2 separate regions of the Homo sapiens genome follow, and region 1 is linked to region 2. The links are chromatin loops, found by intact Hi-C in ENCODE. Cell type or tissue: endothelial cell of umbilical vein. All regions are shown on one strand. Links, peaks and the distances in the headings refer to the core of each region. The heading gives the core; the rest is flanking DNA.

What was found. Hi-C counts contacts between places; a loop is a spot of excess contacts. Peaks named below come from ENCODE experiments on the same cell type or tissue, not always from the same donor. Only the 100,000 strongest peaks of a DNase experiment are listed, where the experiment ranks them.
Region 1: a loop joins it to region 2, with 10 times the contacts of the local background. A loop is called at or near these places in 1 of 110 quality-filtered maps.

Annotation. Positions count from the first base shown.
Region 1 is chr16:82,193,182-82,200,925 of GRCh38, reverse strand. No RefSeq gene overlaps it. Among named protein-coding and RNA genes, the nearest start is that of MPHOSPH6, 27 kb to the right of the region's middle. In endothelial cell of umbilical vein, for the core only: no CTCF peak of the experiment used is centred there; a DNase peak (open chromatin) is centred at 4,715; H3K27ac peaks cover 1,883 bases.
Region 2 is chr16:81,898,746-81,906,489 of GRCh38, reverse strand. PLCG2 (phospholipase C gamma 2) reads right to left here. Exons shown (of 33, transcript NM_002661.5): 14 at 5,710-5,878; 15 at 983-1,087. Among named protein-coding and RNA genes, the nearest start is that of SDR42E1, 110 kb to the left of the region's middle. RefSeq lists an enhancer at 5,811-6,312. In endothelial cell of umbilical vein, for the core only: no CTCF peak of the experiment used is centred there; DNase peaks (open chromatin) are centred at 4,139 and 4,809; H3K27ac peaks cover 2,471 bases.

The DNA.
Region 1 (7,744 bases), core at 2,296-6,295, 290 kb before region 2:
AAGGCAGAAACAGTACAAATGTCCATCAATGAATGAATGGATAAACAAAATATGGTCTATCTATACAATGGAATATTGTTCAGCCATAAAAAAGGATAAAATACCGATACATGCTATAACATAGATGAACCACAAAAACCTCATGCTGCGTGAAAGAAGCAAGTCACTAAGGGTTACATATTGCATAATTCCATTTAAATGAAAGCTCCAGAATATGTAAGTTCATGGACATAGAAAGCAGGCTAATGAGTTTCCAGGGGTTTGAGTGACAGGGAGTAGGAGTATGATGGAGCATAATGGGTACGAGCTTTCCTTTCTGGGTGACGAAATGTCTCGGAACTAGATAGAGATGGTGGTTATACAATATATGAATGCACTTAATGCCACTGAATTGTACACTTTAAAGTGGTTAATGGTTAATTTTATGTTATGTGAATTTTACTTCAATTAAGAAAAATAAGCTGGGCCAGGTGCAGTGGTTCACGCCTGCAGTCCCAGCACTTTCGGAGGCCAAGGTGATAGAATCACTTGATGCCAGGAGTTTGAGAACAGCCTGGCCAACATGGTGAAACCTCGTCTCTCCAAAAATATACAAAAATGAGCCAGGTGTGGTGGAGCACGCCTGTAATCCCAACTACTCCAGAGGCTGGGGCAGAAGAATCGCTTGAACCTGGAAGGCAGAAGTTGCAGTGAGCGGAGATTATGCCACTGTACTCCAGCCTGGACGACGGAGTGAGATTCTGTCTCAAAAAAAGAAAAAAAAAAAAGAAGAAGCTGGTAGAAAATACCTCCCCTTTGAATGAACCCATTGTTGGAGGCTTCCTCCATTTTATGGAGAGAGAAGCTGCAGTTAAAGCAGAACCAGGGCCTCTCCCAACTTACAGTCAAAATGTCACTGACAGTCCCTGCCTGGCTCTGTCGTAGGAAAGTTATCCCTTGTGACTCCTAGATCTTCCTTAGCTTTCTCCCTCCCTCCCACAGAATGTAAACTCTGGGAGGTCAGAAATTGGGTCTATCCTGCTCAGCTGCCATTTCCCAGCACCTAGCATGGTGCCTGATGTGGTGTATGACTACTGTGCCCTCTGATCCATTCTCCACACTGTAATAGGTGATCTCTTCAAAGAGAGAATTTTCTTGGGTCCCCTTCCTTCCATTTTCAACCCTAATGGCTTCACTGGCTCTAGAATGAAGACCAACGTTTTGCCCTGAGCCATAAGCTAAGCGTAATCTGGCTCATGCCCAGCTCACCTTGAATCTGCCCACCTCTATGACCCAGGCCCGTGACCTACTTTCAGCGAAGGTCACCACACTTCCTCCAGTGATGCAGCCTTTCCATGTGCTACCCCTCTGTCTCCCTTCACTTCAGCCTAATTAACTCTTACTCATCCTTCATTTCTGTGCCAAAGACTGTCCCCTCTGCCCACCAGCATCCATTCTTATCTTCCTTTTAAATAGAACTCCCACGCACCTAGCTATCACCACTAACAACATCTTCTGGCCTACTTTGTAGCTAGGTGTGGTCATGTGACTAAATTCTGGCCAAGAAACAATGATGTGTACAGCTGCCAAGTCACCTCTTGAAAGCCATTTCTTTCTCCCCTCCTTCTGGCTCAAAATGATATCCACAGAGGTAGGATTGGAAGCCAGATGTTGAAGATGGCAGAGCTGCCTACCAACCCTGAACTGCTCACCTCTGTCATATAAAAGAGAAAGAAATTTACATCTTATTGAAGCCATGACAATGTAGCATCTTTGTGACAGAGCTTAGCTTGTATCATAACTAATCTATACCTTACCTCAACCGAATCATATCAAAGCCTTTCCCTGTCCAGTGTAATCAGTCTGATCAGTCTGACTCTTCCTATTATGTGTTCTCAAGCCACCATAGACCTCTTATTTCTATCACTGTGTGTGTGGGGAGAGGAGGGGAGAAAGAGAGACAGAGACAGAGAAAATTTTTAACTCCTGCCCCTCTCCTCTAGATTATAAGTCCCCCAAAGGCAGAGGTCACATCTACCTAATTGACCGTGCCAATCCCAGCACACAAGCCCCAGGCCGCGTCTGGCACACAGTAGGTGTTCTATTACGCTTAATTCATTAAATATTTAAACAATACCATCTCTGTAAATAGGAAGAAGATGATATACATTCTTAAGTAAAGCCCATAACTAGTGCTGAAAGGAAAAAATTCCACTGAATAACTTTGGAGAAAGTGGCCTTGCTTCATCTGTGCTCTTGGTGAAGATAAGTCCTTGCTAGGTCATAAATAGCCATGAAATGAGATTGCACTTTGACTGATTCCCTTTTATTATTTTTACTATTATTTAGAACCATCCCAAATAATACAGTTACAGCCCAGCAGCGTCCTTCCCTTCAAATATAACTGTCATTCCTGTAGGGTAAGTTTCAGAAATGTTTATATATTATCAAAATTAAGTTTCAAAATGAGCTACAGTATCTGGGAAAGGGGGATAATAATATTTCACAGAAACTAATTGGAAACTTGTTTTGAAATAAAGTAGTTATTATTTCCATCATGGAGAGATGAAAGCAGAGAGATTTTCTTTTATCTCACCCAGGCTAGTATCTTACATTATTTATTCAAACTAAAATTAAAACCTGGACAAATCCTACTGCGGCATTGCATACCAGTTAGAGATTATTCTTCTGGAAATGAACTTTTTTCACAAATTTCATTATGAAGTTCCAAACGACTATTATTAAAGTGTAACATATAAAACTAAATTGTCTTTCCTTTTTCTGGCCATGTGCAAGATTCACTTTCCTATGCAGTATGATTCTTTTCTTCTGAACTTGGCAGCATGTTGTCTACTGGCCACGGCCCAAGCATCCAGAGAATCACACAAAACCTGCTCCACCGTCCCGCTGACCTCCCTGCCGACAGGCTTGCTGGGTTCTCCACCAAAGTCCTGGGGACCCCCTCAATGCCATTGTATTGCCCCACCCCTTGCATCCCAAGGAACAAACATCAAGAAATGTTCACCTGGTGACTTTGTCAAGACTTGAACTTTTTTCTACAGACTCAAACTCATGCAAACTCACTACCTGCAAAAAGTGCCTGGAGTGTAGTGTTAACCTACTTTCAGATTTCTGAATCCTTAACTCTGAAGCTCTTTCTCACCTATCCCCCAGGCTTTCCCACATCCTGCTCACTTGGCCTGGAATGTTCTTCCTTGTTCCTTGATTGCCTAACTCCAACTTGTCCTTCAGCTCTCAGCTTCGACGTAATTTCCTCCAGAAATATTCCCCTAACCTCACTCCCAGCTACTGGGTCAGGTATGGCCTATGTGTTGCCATGATACCCTGTACCACTTAGCACTTGCAACTTTTTATTTATTATTATTATTACTATTATTATTATTATTATTACTATTATTATTATTACTATTAATCTTAGAGATGGTCTCTCACTCTGTTGCCCAGGCTGGAGTTCAGTGATGTAATCATAGCTCACTGCAGCCTCAAATCCCTGGGCTTAAGCAATCTTCTGGCCTCAGCCTCCCAGGTTGCTGGGACTACAGGCCCTCGCTATCATACCCAGCTAATTTTTTATGTTATGTATTTATTTTTTGTACAGACAATGTCTTGCTCTGTTGCCCAGGCTGGTCTCAAATTCCTGGCCTCGAGTGATCCTCCTTCCTCAGCCTCCTAAGGCACTAACATTACAAGCATGAGCCACTGCACCTGGCCTACAACTTTTTAATTTGCTCCACCTCCTTCTGAATTGTAAGCCCCAGGAGGGCGGGAGTTAGGTTGTCTTGCCCCCCGCCCCCACTCTATCTTCAATACCCAGCACAGTGATGGGCACAAAGCAATTGATCAATACATGTTTCATTCATTTTTGATTTAGATTCAACTCTGATATCTGGCCCCTGGAAAAAACAATCCCTAATCTGCATCCCAAAGAATACTATCTTCAGGCTTTCCTGGCATTAACTCTGTGGCTCACCACCAGAGTTCTCTCTGGTTCTTCATCTTGAGAACTAATGTCTCCTCTGCTCATTTCCTTCTACCCTTGGAAGGTCCTGCCTAGTGCATCCAGGGTCTTCTCTTCTGGTCAATTAGTTTGAATTATGCTCATTAACTAGTTATTAAATCTGGCCCTATTTTTTGGGTCATTTGCATCGATATGCCATCTCCTGTACATCCAGGCCATCGTTTATCTTTCCACCCTCCAGTCTACTCTAGTTCTCTCTGGCTTAAAAAGGATTTAAGCCTGGTTTATACTCCTTAAGAGGAGACAAAGGATGTCTCTAGCTACTGGATGGTTGTTGCACAGACAAAACTTTAGACATTTCCTACCTTCGTTTCTTTCCATCTATATGACCTCTGCTCTTGATCCTGCTCAAACTTTCTCTTTTCCCCAAGCCAATGAGATTCCTCCATCTTCCAAGTAATAAAAAAGCCTCACACTCTATCCACAGAAAGAAAGTCATTTTCCAATCAGCTCTGTTTAGCTTTTGCCTCTGCCTGCATGCTGCCAGCAGCTCCTTTTTCATCACAGCTTCCTAGATTTATGTTTTGTTTGTTTGTCTGTCTGTTTGCTTAACTATGATGAAAGGTGGAAAAAGGGCAGGTTTTCCCAGAGGGAAGTCAATCAGATCCTTTTTTCACAGGTTGCCTAAAGACTGTCAGATCAATTAAACAATTCATCTCTCAGATGTATTCAGCTGAAGAATTTGTCCCTGGGTATTTGTACTAGAACATATTGAAACCAAGTCAAAACATCATATTATCTAACAGGAAATTCTTCTGACGTATATGGTAAAAGGGAATTGAAAGCATTGTTTCCAAATCAACCCCCAAGACATAAATTTGGCCAAACATTAGTCCAGCATGGTGCAATGAACTCCTCTCATGATTTTACACTTTGCTTTACTTTCTTTCCAATAGAACTCTGTGTGTTTTGGGTAAACACACGAAGAAGTGACATGAAACAGAAGTTGGAATCATTATGGTTAACCTGAGCATGTTGGAAACCAAGGATCAGCAGAATGTTATTATACACAACCCATAAATTGGAGTGAATGGTAAAACTAGAACAAGCATGAACTACTTACATTGCAAAATAGGCAGCAAAGTCTGGACAAAGACACCAACAATTTCCAAATAACCAATAGCTGATTGATGGTTAATATCTATGACACTAAAAATCCATATTTTCCTCTCCAGAGCATGGCCTCAGTGATGTTTGATTTTGATTGACTCATAGGGATAAATTGTTCAACTGGTCCAGACTGTCTTGGTTCACATCTTGGTTACATGTAAAGAAAGGAGCTAATGACTATCGCTTACCTTCACTCTTCTTGTTTGCACCATTTGAGGTACGAGCAGATCAATAAATAATAGCTCTCTCTTCCCTTCTCAAGTTAAGAACCTATCGAGAAACAAGACACAGAAGACAGACACATAGAGATCAAAATATCAGCTTTATTATTATAACTGATAAGACTAAGAGAATTTCGCTGGAGAATTGAGAACAAATGGACTTGCTAATACTCCTTAATTAGTCACATTTACCCACCAGTCCAAGGCATCCCTCCAGTACTCTAGGGCCCTCCCTACACAGGCTGTGGCTGCTTCTGTAAGTTTCTGACATATGTCAGTGTCCTGGAAATAGGAGAGGTCCAAGAAAGACAGTTAAGCAGATTTACTTCCTTCTTCAATCAAAGGCCAGGAGGGTCGGGCACCATGGCTCATGTCTGTAATCCCAACACTTTGGGAAGCCAAGGTGGGCAGATCACCTGAGGTCAGGAGTTCAAGACAAGCCTGGCCAACATGGTGAAACCCGATCTCTACTAAAAATACAAAATTAGCCAGGCATGGTGGCGCATGCCTGTATTCCCAGCTGGTGTGTGCCTGTATTCGCAGCTGGTGTGTGCCTGTAGTCCCAGCTACTCGAGAAGCTGAGGCAGGAGAATGGCTTGAACCCAGGAGGCAGAGGTTGCAGTGAGCTGAGATTGTGCCACTGCACTCCAGCCTGGGCGACAGAGGAAAACTCAGTCTCAAACAAACAAACAACACCAAAAACAAACAAACAAACAAAGAAGGCCAGGAATGTGACGATGGCTGTTACACCAAAGGCAATTCACTACGAAAACGTAAGTACACAGGCACTCCATACAGCAACCAATTAAATTCTATCAAATGTCCCACCAACAGCTATCATATGGTCCAAAGGTCGATAAGCTGAGGATTCCCTAAGTGATTCAAATTTACCTTGTAATACAGATATGAAACAAAATTTTAGGATTCCCATGAGGTTTTATAGATTTGTTTGGCCTTATGTGGGACAAAGGTAAGTTTTTCCTTAAGCACTCGAACTAAGCCAGAACGCTTGAAAATGGGTATGTTGCTTATTTGGGTTCTCTGATTAAGAAGACAATTCTTTCATCTATGCCTTCCAGAGCCCCCCAGACAAGCTCAGATCTATTTATGGCTTCTATTAGTTAGAGCAAGAATATTGTAAAGTCTCTGTTCTGTTTCAAACCAGACTTGGCTGAGAGCCTTTGTAAAATGCATCCATTCACTTTGCTCCCGCCATGAGTACATTAAATGCAATTTCATATTTCTTTGATGATTTATGCTCTTTGAGAGCCTCACATCATCATTTACATCAATGCTCACTGTTTGGGCCTAAATACACAGAGATAGAATATACAAACAATTGGATTAAGTGTGTCCTAACCATAAGACAAACTGTGGCTGACCAGGAAGACCTCTGAAATATACATATGAAAGATGATAGGAATACATTAAAAAATGATGATGGTGGTGGTGATTAGCACTTACTATGTGCCAGACACTCTTCTAAGCCCTTTATGTACATTCAATCATTTACTTTTAAATTTTTTTTTTTTTTTTTTTTTTTTGGAGTCAGAGTCTCCTTTTGTCATCCGGGCTAGAGTGCAGTGGCACGATCTCGGCTCACTGCAACCTCTGCCTCCCGGGTTCAAATGATTCTTATGTCTCAGCCTCCTGACTAGCTGGGACTACAGGCGCACGGCACCAAACTTGGCTAATTTTTGTATTTTTACTACAGACCGCATTTCGCCATGTTGGCCAGGCTGGCCTTGAGCTACTGACCTCAGGTGATCCACCTGCCTCAGCCTCCCAGAGTGCTGGGATTACAGGTGTGAGCAATCGTGCCTGGCCTCAAGTCCTTAAGTATTATTACCTCCATTTTATAGATAAGGCCAACTCAGGTTCATGGAAGTGAACTAACTTGCCCATGCTATAGGAAGTGAACCGCCAGGATTTGACCATGGATGGTGTGGTTATAGAGCCTTCATGTAAAGCCACAAACTGAAGCAAGGGAAAATATGTATTGAACTGAATCAACAAGATGGGAGAATTCATCCCTCAGTAAGTTGAAGTGAAATATGCTTAAGCCTTCATCCGCAAACTCAGAAACATACGCATGCACACACACACAAACACACATCCCTCTTATCAGCTACAATCAAAGTAAAAAGATAAACCTAAAAATCACAGACTCACTGCTTGGGGCAGAAGATATAACATTAACAAATAACAAAGAGAAAGTCATATATCTCCACTCCTGTTGTATTTCCACCTTCTTTATCAGGGACAATGATCTTTAAACCCAGGAGAGTTGAATAAATGTAGTTTAGAAGGAACTGAAGTATGAGATAGGTAAGGTGATAGCAGGAGACCATCTTGTTGTTTTAAATGAGTTTTTGTCTCCAGGCCTAAACAAATT
Region 2 (7,744 bases), core at 1,821-5,820:
TCGTACCACCACACTCCAGCCAGGGCAATGGAGCAAGACTATCTAAAATAAATAAATAAGTAATAAATAAATATTGCCTTTGATATGTATGTTATATCTAGGATATAAGAACGGACATGTAAAAATATACTCAAAATGGATATACACATTAGGTAAAGGGATAGAGGCAGCATTAAAGTCTGAAAAATAAGGTTTCTGGTGGAACGACCCCCAGTTGGAGGACACGAAGGAGTCAGGACAACCTAAATGCACGGCAGCACCGGGTACTGGATCCTGAAACAGGAAAATAGCCTGAGTGAACACAGTGGCAACAATGAAATACCATCTATAAACTAGTTATTAGTATTGTACCAATGTTAATTTCCTGATTGCGCTAATTATACTATGGTTATGTAGGATGTTATTAATAATATTTGGAGAAGCTTGGTAAGGGTAGATGGGAATATCCCATACTATTTGTGTGTGTAAATATATTTAATCTAAAATTATTTCAAAATAAAACATTAAAAATGCAAAAGGAAAATAAAGTTGGCCAGGCTTAGAAGCTTACGCCTATAATCTCAGCACTTTGAGAGGCCAAGGTGGGAGGACTGTTTGAGCCCAGGAGTTTGAAATCACCCTGGGCAACACGACTAAATCCCATCTCTGCAAAAATACAAAAAATTAGCCAGGCATGGTGGTGCGCACGTGTGGTCCCAGAGACTCAGGGAGGTTGAGGTGGGAGGATCACTTGAGCCTGGGAGGTCAAGGCTGCAGTGAGCCGCAATCACACCACTACACTCCAGCCTGGGCGACAGAGTGAGACCCTGTCCCACAACATAAATAAATAAAGTTTAAGAAGGAAGGTAAATTCACATGGCAAAAACTCACTTGACTAAAAATGGGAACAAGACAGGCGTATTCTCAGAGCTCCCAGCAGGGCTCCAAGAAGCAGCTGCAAGGGGCGTGGCCGCAGTGGCTACGGGAAGGGACCAAGGCCCACCTGGTCAATGGAATCCCACATGTACAGCTCCCCCTGTTGCTTGTGTTCGTCCTTCTTGTCCTCCATGTTGACATCCACATCGCCTCGGGGGCCCAGCTTCTTATGCTGAGGGGAAAACATATACATAGGCTGTCTCCATGGAGACCCAAGTTTAGGCCTTTGAGCCAGCAGCCTTCATCTGCCTCTTCCCAGGCAGGGCCTTTGCACTGCCTGTTCTTGCTGCCTGGCTTCCCTCTTAGTCTGTTCAGCTCTGCCCTCCAGGTTACCCTGAACGAGGAGGAGGAGCTTTCCTTACAGCTTCATCTAAAAATTGCCCATACTGGTCAGGCGCAGTGGCTCACACCTATAAGCCCAGCACTTTGGGAGGCTGAAGCAGACAGATCACTTGAGCTCAGGAGTTCTAGACCAGCCTGGCCAACATGGCAAAACCCTGTATCTACAAAAATAAAAAAATTAGCCGGGCATGGTGGCACGCGCCTGTAATCCCAGCTACTCAGGAGGCTGAGACAGTAAGATTGCTTGAACCTGGGAAGTGGAGGTTGCAGTGAGCTGAGACTGCACCACTGCACTCCAGCCTGGGCAACAGAGTGAGACTCTGTCCCAGTAAAAAATAAATAAGTAAAAATAGCCCACACTCCCCTTCCTATCCTGCCACTCTCTAGCCCCAAGCCTGCTTTATTCCTCTCACTTGTCTAGCCCTACACACACCATGTGTTTGTCTTCTGTCCTCACTGCTAGAATATAAACCCCATGAGGGCAGGGATGTTGTTTTGCTTCCTGTTGAGTCTCCTGTGCTAGAAGAGCACTTAGCAGACAGTAAGTGCTCTGTTGATACTCGGTGAATAAACAACAACACCACCTGTGCCCAGCCTTCTCTAGCACACAGAGGGAAAGGCAGGCCGCAGTCCAGAGGGAACAGGCTGGGCAGGGTGGCGGGGGACCCAATGGGGATTAGACTAAGGCGACCGGGGTGCAAACAGCACTGCAGCTATTCTACCAGCTGTGTGACCCCGGGCAAGTGGCTGCACTTCTCTGAGCCTCAGGCTTCTCATCTGCAAGATTAAGACAGTGATGACACCTGGACTCCCACGCAGGCAAGCGTCTGTAAGTTGAGGGTCATGTAACCTGGTGAAGGAGCTCAGGATAGGGGGTCAGATCCAGATTTGAATTCAGGGCCTATTACCTTACTGGCCATGTGACCTTGGCTGAGTCATCATCAGAGTCTCAGTAATCTGTCTCGTAAAATCGGGACGTGGCAGCCCCTGTGGGATCCCGTAAGTCAAAGAACGTGAAAGATAAGTGTCAACAGTGAAGCAGGACCTCAGTGTCCCTTGTGAATGGCAGCATGATACAGGCATGGGAAAACAGGCTCTGAGGGCAGACCACCTTGGCCTTGAATAATTTCCTCAGCAAATACTAAATGTGTGACCCTGGCTGAGCTATTTAACCTCTGAATCTCAATGTCCACATCTGTAAAGTGGGCAAGGGCTGAGGTTATTCGTCCTGCAGTGTCTTGACAAGACTGAATAAGAAGATACATATGACCACGCCTAGCCAAGTGCATGGTACAAAGTGACCGTGTGGCCAACGCTATTTCCACCTCATTTCTTGAAATAGAAAGAAGTGGGCCACAGCGTATCAGGTGTGGGGCAGAGGGTGCTCTAAAAGGGGCCTTCAGTACTTTGCATCTTAGAACAAGAGCTGAAAACTCCCTGGGAACAGGCAGCAAGCCATCCTAATGGAAACAGAAGGAATGAGCTGGGAACAGGGAAGAGCACATGCAACCAGGCTGCCCCGAAGACTCACCAACTAGGTGCCTGAGAAGCCATGGACCCTCCATGGCCGAGCTCCCTCCACCCCTTATCCTGCCTTCACCGTGCTGGAAGCATCCCTTGGCATCTCCGAAACAACTGCCTGGGTGCAAACAGTGCTGCAGCTATTTTGTTAACTTGTGACCCCAGCCAGGTGGCTGCACTTCTCCAGGCCTCACACTTCTCATCTGCAAGACTAAGACAATGACAGCTGATCTCCCGCTTAGGCAAACATCTGTACCTTAAGGGTCACAGTCTTGGCCAAACACTCCCCGTGCACTGATGCTCTTACCCATGGGGGCACCAACATCCCCTCCTCTGGTTGTGCTTGGCCAAAGCTCCTTGCACTGTTTGGTGTTTCTCTGTTGACGGGTTTGTCTCCCTACCAAACCACGACTTCCTGGAACATAAGGATTGTGTCCAATGTATCTTGGTGGCCCAGTGATAATATAGGGTACATGCCACGTGTTGACACCACCACACCCTTGTGTGTCCTATTGTCCCAACCTGGAAGGACATCCCCCTTCTCTGCCTACTGCTATGGTCTGAATGTCTGTGTCCTCCCAAAATTTATATGTTGAAACCTAATCCCCAATGTAATGGTATTTGGAGATGGTAGCTTTGGAAGGTAATATGGTTTGGCTGTGTCCCCACCCAAATCTCACCTTGAATTGCAGCTCCTATAATTCCCACGTGTCATAGGAGGAACCCAGTGGGAGGTAATTGAATCATGGGGGCGGGCCTTTCACGTGCTGTTCTTGTGATAGTGAACACATCTCATGAGATCTGGTTTTATAAATGGGAGTTTCCCTGAACAAGCTCTCTTGCCTGCCACCATGTAAGATGTGACTTTGCTCCTCCTTTGCCTTCTGACATGATTGTGAGGCCTCCCCAGCCATATGGAACTGTGAGTCCATTAAACCTCTTTCCTTTATAAATTACCCAGTCTTGGGTATGTCTTTATGAGCAGTGTGAGAATGGGTAACACAGAAGGTGATTAGGTCATGAGGGTAGAGTCCTCATGAACGGGAATGAGGGTAGAGCTTTTATGAATGGGAATGAGGGTAGAGCTCTCATAAGTGGGAATGAGAGTAGAGCTCCAGTGAATGGGAATGAGGGTAGAGCTCTCAACAATGGGAATGGTGCCCTTATAAAAGAGGCCAAAGATATCTCCATGTCCCAGATGGTTATTTATAAATAAATAAATATTTAAAAATAAAAGAGGTCCCAGAGAGCTGCCTCACCCTTTCCACCATGTGAGGACACAACTAGAAGTCGGCAGCCTACAACTTGGAAGAGGACTCTCATACCAGCACCCTGACCTTGAACTTCCAGCCTCCAGAACCGTGAGAAATCAGTTCCTGTTGTTTATAACCCACCCAGCTTAGGGTATTTTGTGATAGCTGCAGGAACAGACTGAAATACCTAGGAAACAGCTGTTTGTCCTTCCCCATGAGCTCGTGGAATGTCAACAAAATTCACACTCGCTCCTTCCATGAAAGGCTGCCCCGCTAGGGACTTCAGATTCCACAGTCCTTGCAGGTAACGTGACTAAGCTCTCATGCACAGAACAGTAGAGAAAAGGACGGGACAGCTGACTTGCTTACCAGAAACCATTTGCCCTGGACACCCTTGGACTTCCCGTGCTCTGAGCTGGAACTCGGATGTGCCTGAGACCAAGCGTCCACCACATAAACAAGGACAAAGCAAAGTCCCTTCACCGTTTTTGTGTAATGAGCTCCTTCAAAATCTGGGGAAAGCTACAGACCCTTTTCTCAGAATAATAATGCATAAAATTACAAAGGAAACTCAATTATATTGAAACATGATTAAGATATTAAATAAATATTTGCAATACACTAAAAGATGGGTTTCTTCATTAACATCTTAAATAAGATCTAGAGGCAGACCTAATAACCTCCATAATTCCAAAGTGATGACGAGCACAACATTATTTTGAAATATTTGCAATAACTGTAAACGGGATATGAAAACACTCATGACTTCTGCTGGTGACAGAGCCCGCAAGTGGCTTGCTGCCAATGTTCACAATGGAAGGAAGTATTAAGTTTTATGTACAGGTTAAACAAATAAAGATGTAATTTTTTTTCTGTTGAAGTTCACGTGCCCCTCTGATTCTAACCGTGGATTCTTCGGGGGTCTGTGAAACCCCAGTTGAAAACTGCTGCCCTGAGAGATGCTAGAGCAGAATGCGGGGGCCCCGGGTCCCTGAGTCACCTTGTGGGCTAGAGCTCAAAACTCACAGAACATTCTCCCTCGCATGGGGAAGAAATAAACTCTTCTGTGCTTTAAGCCACGGCATATATGGTCTCTTTATCCTAATAATTCAAAAATCCAAATGTTACCATGGCATCCCTAGGCACAGATATAATCACCCATCTCCCCTGCAGTGCTGGGAACATCAGCTCTATTGCTGCACTCAGCCTTTTCTAGCAACTGCCCGCCTCCCACACAACTGGAAGCTGCAATCACAGGAACAGCACCCAGGTCGCTGGACACCTCCAGCACCTCGCATGGGGCTGTCTCCGAGAGAGGATGGGGAAGGTTCACCAATGAACAAATGAACTATAACAGGTTAGCACTTAACGTAGCACCAACCACATGACAGGCGCAGTTGCACGCATTCTGCACGCCTTCCCTCACATCATGCTCCCAGCAAGCTAGCCAGATGAGTTCCAGTATTATCTCCCCCAGAGACTGGTGACAACAGAGGCTCCCAAAGGTTAATGACTTTGCCTAAGGTCACAGTGTTAGTAAGGAGAGCAGATTTGAGCCTGTGCAGTGGGACCTGGAGCAGGCCCAGTAGGACATAGAACTTGGTGAACGGGACCCAGAGCCGGGGAACCGAGCCACTGGGCTCCCTGGACAGCCAACAGCAGCACCCGGGGTGCCTACCTTGATGATGATCTTCTCCCGCAGCTGGCTGGGCGAGGGCAGCTGGTCAGCACTGGCCTCCGTGGGCTTCGTCAACAGCAGGTCGCCAAATACTTCCTTGAAGGCCTTGGCCATGTGACGCTGTTGCTCCACGCTGCAGTGCTCCTCGATGGACAGGATCACTGGGAAGCTGCAGGCAGAAGAGGGTGGGCAGCTCGGCAGGGGGAGCACACACCTCTGCATCTGCCCCACAGAGGGGCCAGGGCAGCTCCCTGGGACGACAGAAACCGGGCGCTGCTCGGGGGGCACAACCCCCACATCTGCCCTCCCAGAAGGAGAGGACCTCATCCTGGGTGTGAAGGCACAAGTCTTGGGACTCAGAACAGCTGCGATCTGATTCAGGAGCTTCCCCATACCCCAGAATGCACCTTTTCTCTGTATTTTTTTCCATCTATTCATATCTTTAAACTTACAGAAAAAAGTCTCTAATCTTTTTTTCAAGTTCAAACCTACAGAAAAGATGAACAGACAGCACAATAAGCACCCATGTGTGCTTCACCCAGGGTCACCAACAGGGACGCTGTTCCACGTGTGCATCCACCTACTTTAGTATGTTTATTACTTCCTCTATTTATAAAGTATATTGGTTTTATATATTCTCATTCATATGCACACATATGTAATTTGCATGTGTGCATGCATACATTTATTATTTGTATGTGTATATATGTATATTTCTATAAGGTGTCTGTGTATTTATAGATCATTTGTGTGTATCTGTAGTTGATTTTTCTTATCTATTGGGGTTATGGTTCATAAAGTCACCACCAACACTGATTGGCAAATACCTGAGCCATTGCTCCTAAGGGGAAATACAGGATCAGGGCCTTTTGAGCGTGTGGTCACAACATTTTCCTCAATGAATCAATATCTGACGTTGTTTTATGTGTGTTTCTGTTTAAAGACACCTGATTTGGTATATATTATTGACTGACACTGGGCTCACAGCCAGCATCACTGTAATTCGTGCCTGAACCAAGCGTATCTGACACAGGTGTTTTCTCCATCGGGCACATCACAGCCTTCTCCTGCTCAGGAACACCAGGCAGCCCTCACCACTGTGCTTCGGGCCATTTGAACAGCAAGATCACCAAGAAAAAGCTCAAAAACAGGAAAAACATGGCAGTCAACAGATGGTGAGGACACTTGTTGAAGCTTTCACGCTGTAGACCAGGAAGGGGAGCGCTGCTTTGCTCACCCTCAGCTGAACACGTGTGCATCGCATGAGTCTCATTTCCCACACTTTGTGCGTGTCTCAGAATGACCTCAGAGTGCTTTGAGATTTGATTTGGGGTTACAAGTCAATTTTAGCAAGTAGAATCCACCAATAAGGATCACCTGTATCCTTCTATATCATGTGAACGTGTATGTATAAATTCACATATCATTAGTACATGTATATACATATATACGTATATATACACACATATATATTTATGTGTGTGTGTGTGTATATATATATATATATATACACACATACTCCTCCTGAGGCAGGAGAAAAGTCATTTATTTATGTATTTATTTATTTTATTTTATTTATTTATTTTTCTTTTGGAAATGGAGTTTCACTCATTGCCCGGGATGGAGTGCAATGGCGTGACCTCAGCTCATTGCAACCTCCGCCTCCCAAGTTCAAGCAATTCTCCTGCCTCAGCCTCCTGAGTAGCTGAGATTACAGGTATCTGCCAGCATGCCCAGTTAATTTTTTGTATTTTTACTAAAGATAGGGTTTCACCATGTTGGCCAGGCTGCTGGTCTCAAACTCCTGAATTCAGTTGATCCACCCGCCTCAGCCTCCGAAAGTGCTGGGATTACAGGCGTGAGCCACTGTGCCCAGCCTATATTTGTATTTCATTTATACACATATTTACGTTTCCTCCTGAACCATCTGAAATAAGGCGCAGACATCCCCCACAGGTATCTCTTAAGAACATCCCCTGACATCACCACACCATATCACCTCAGGAAACTATCTTTAAATAATGATCATTAGACA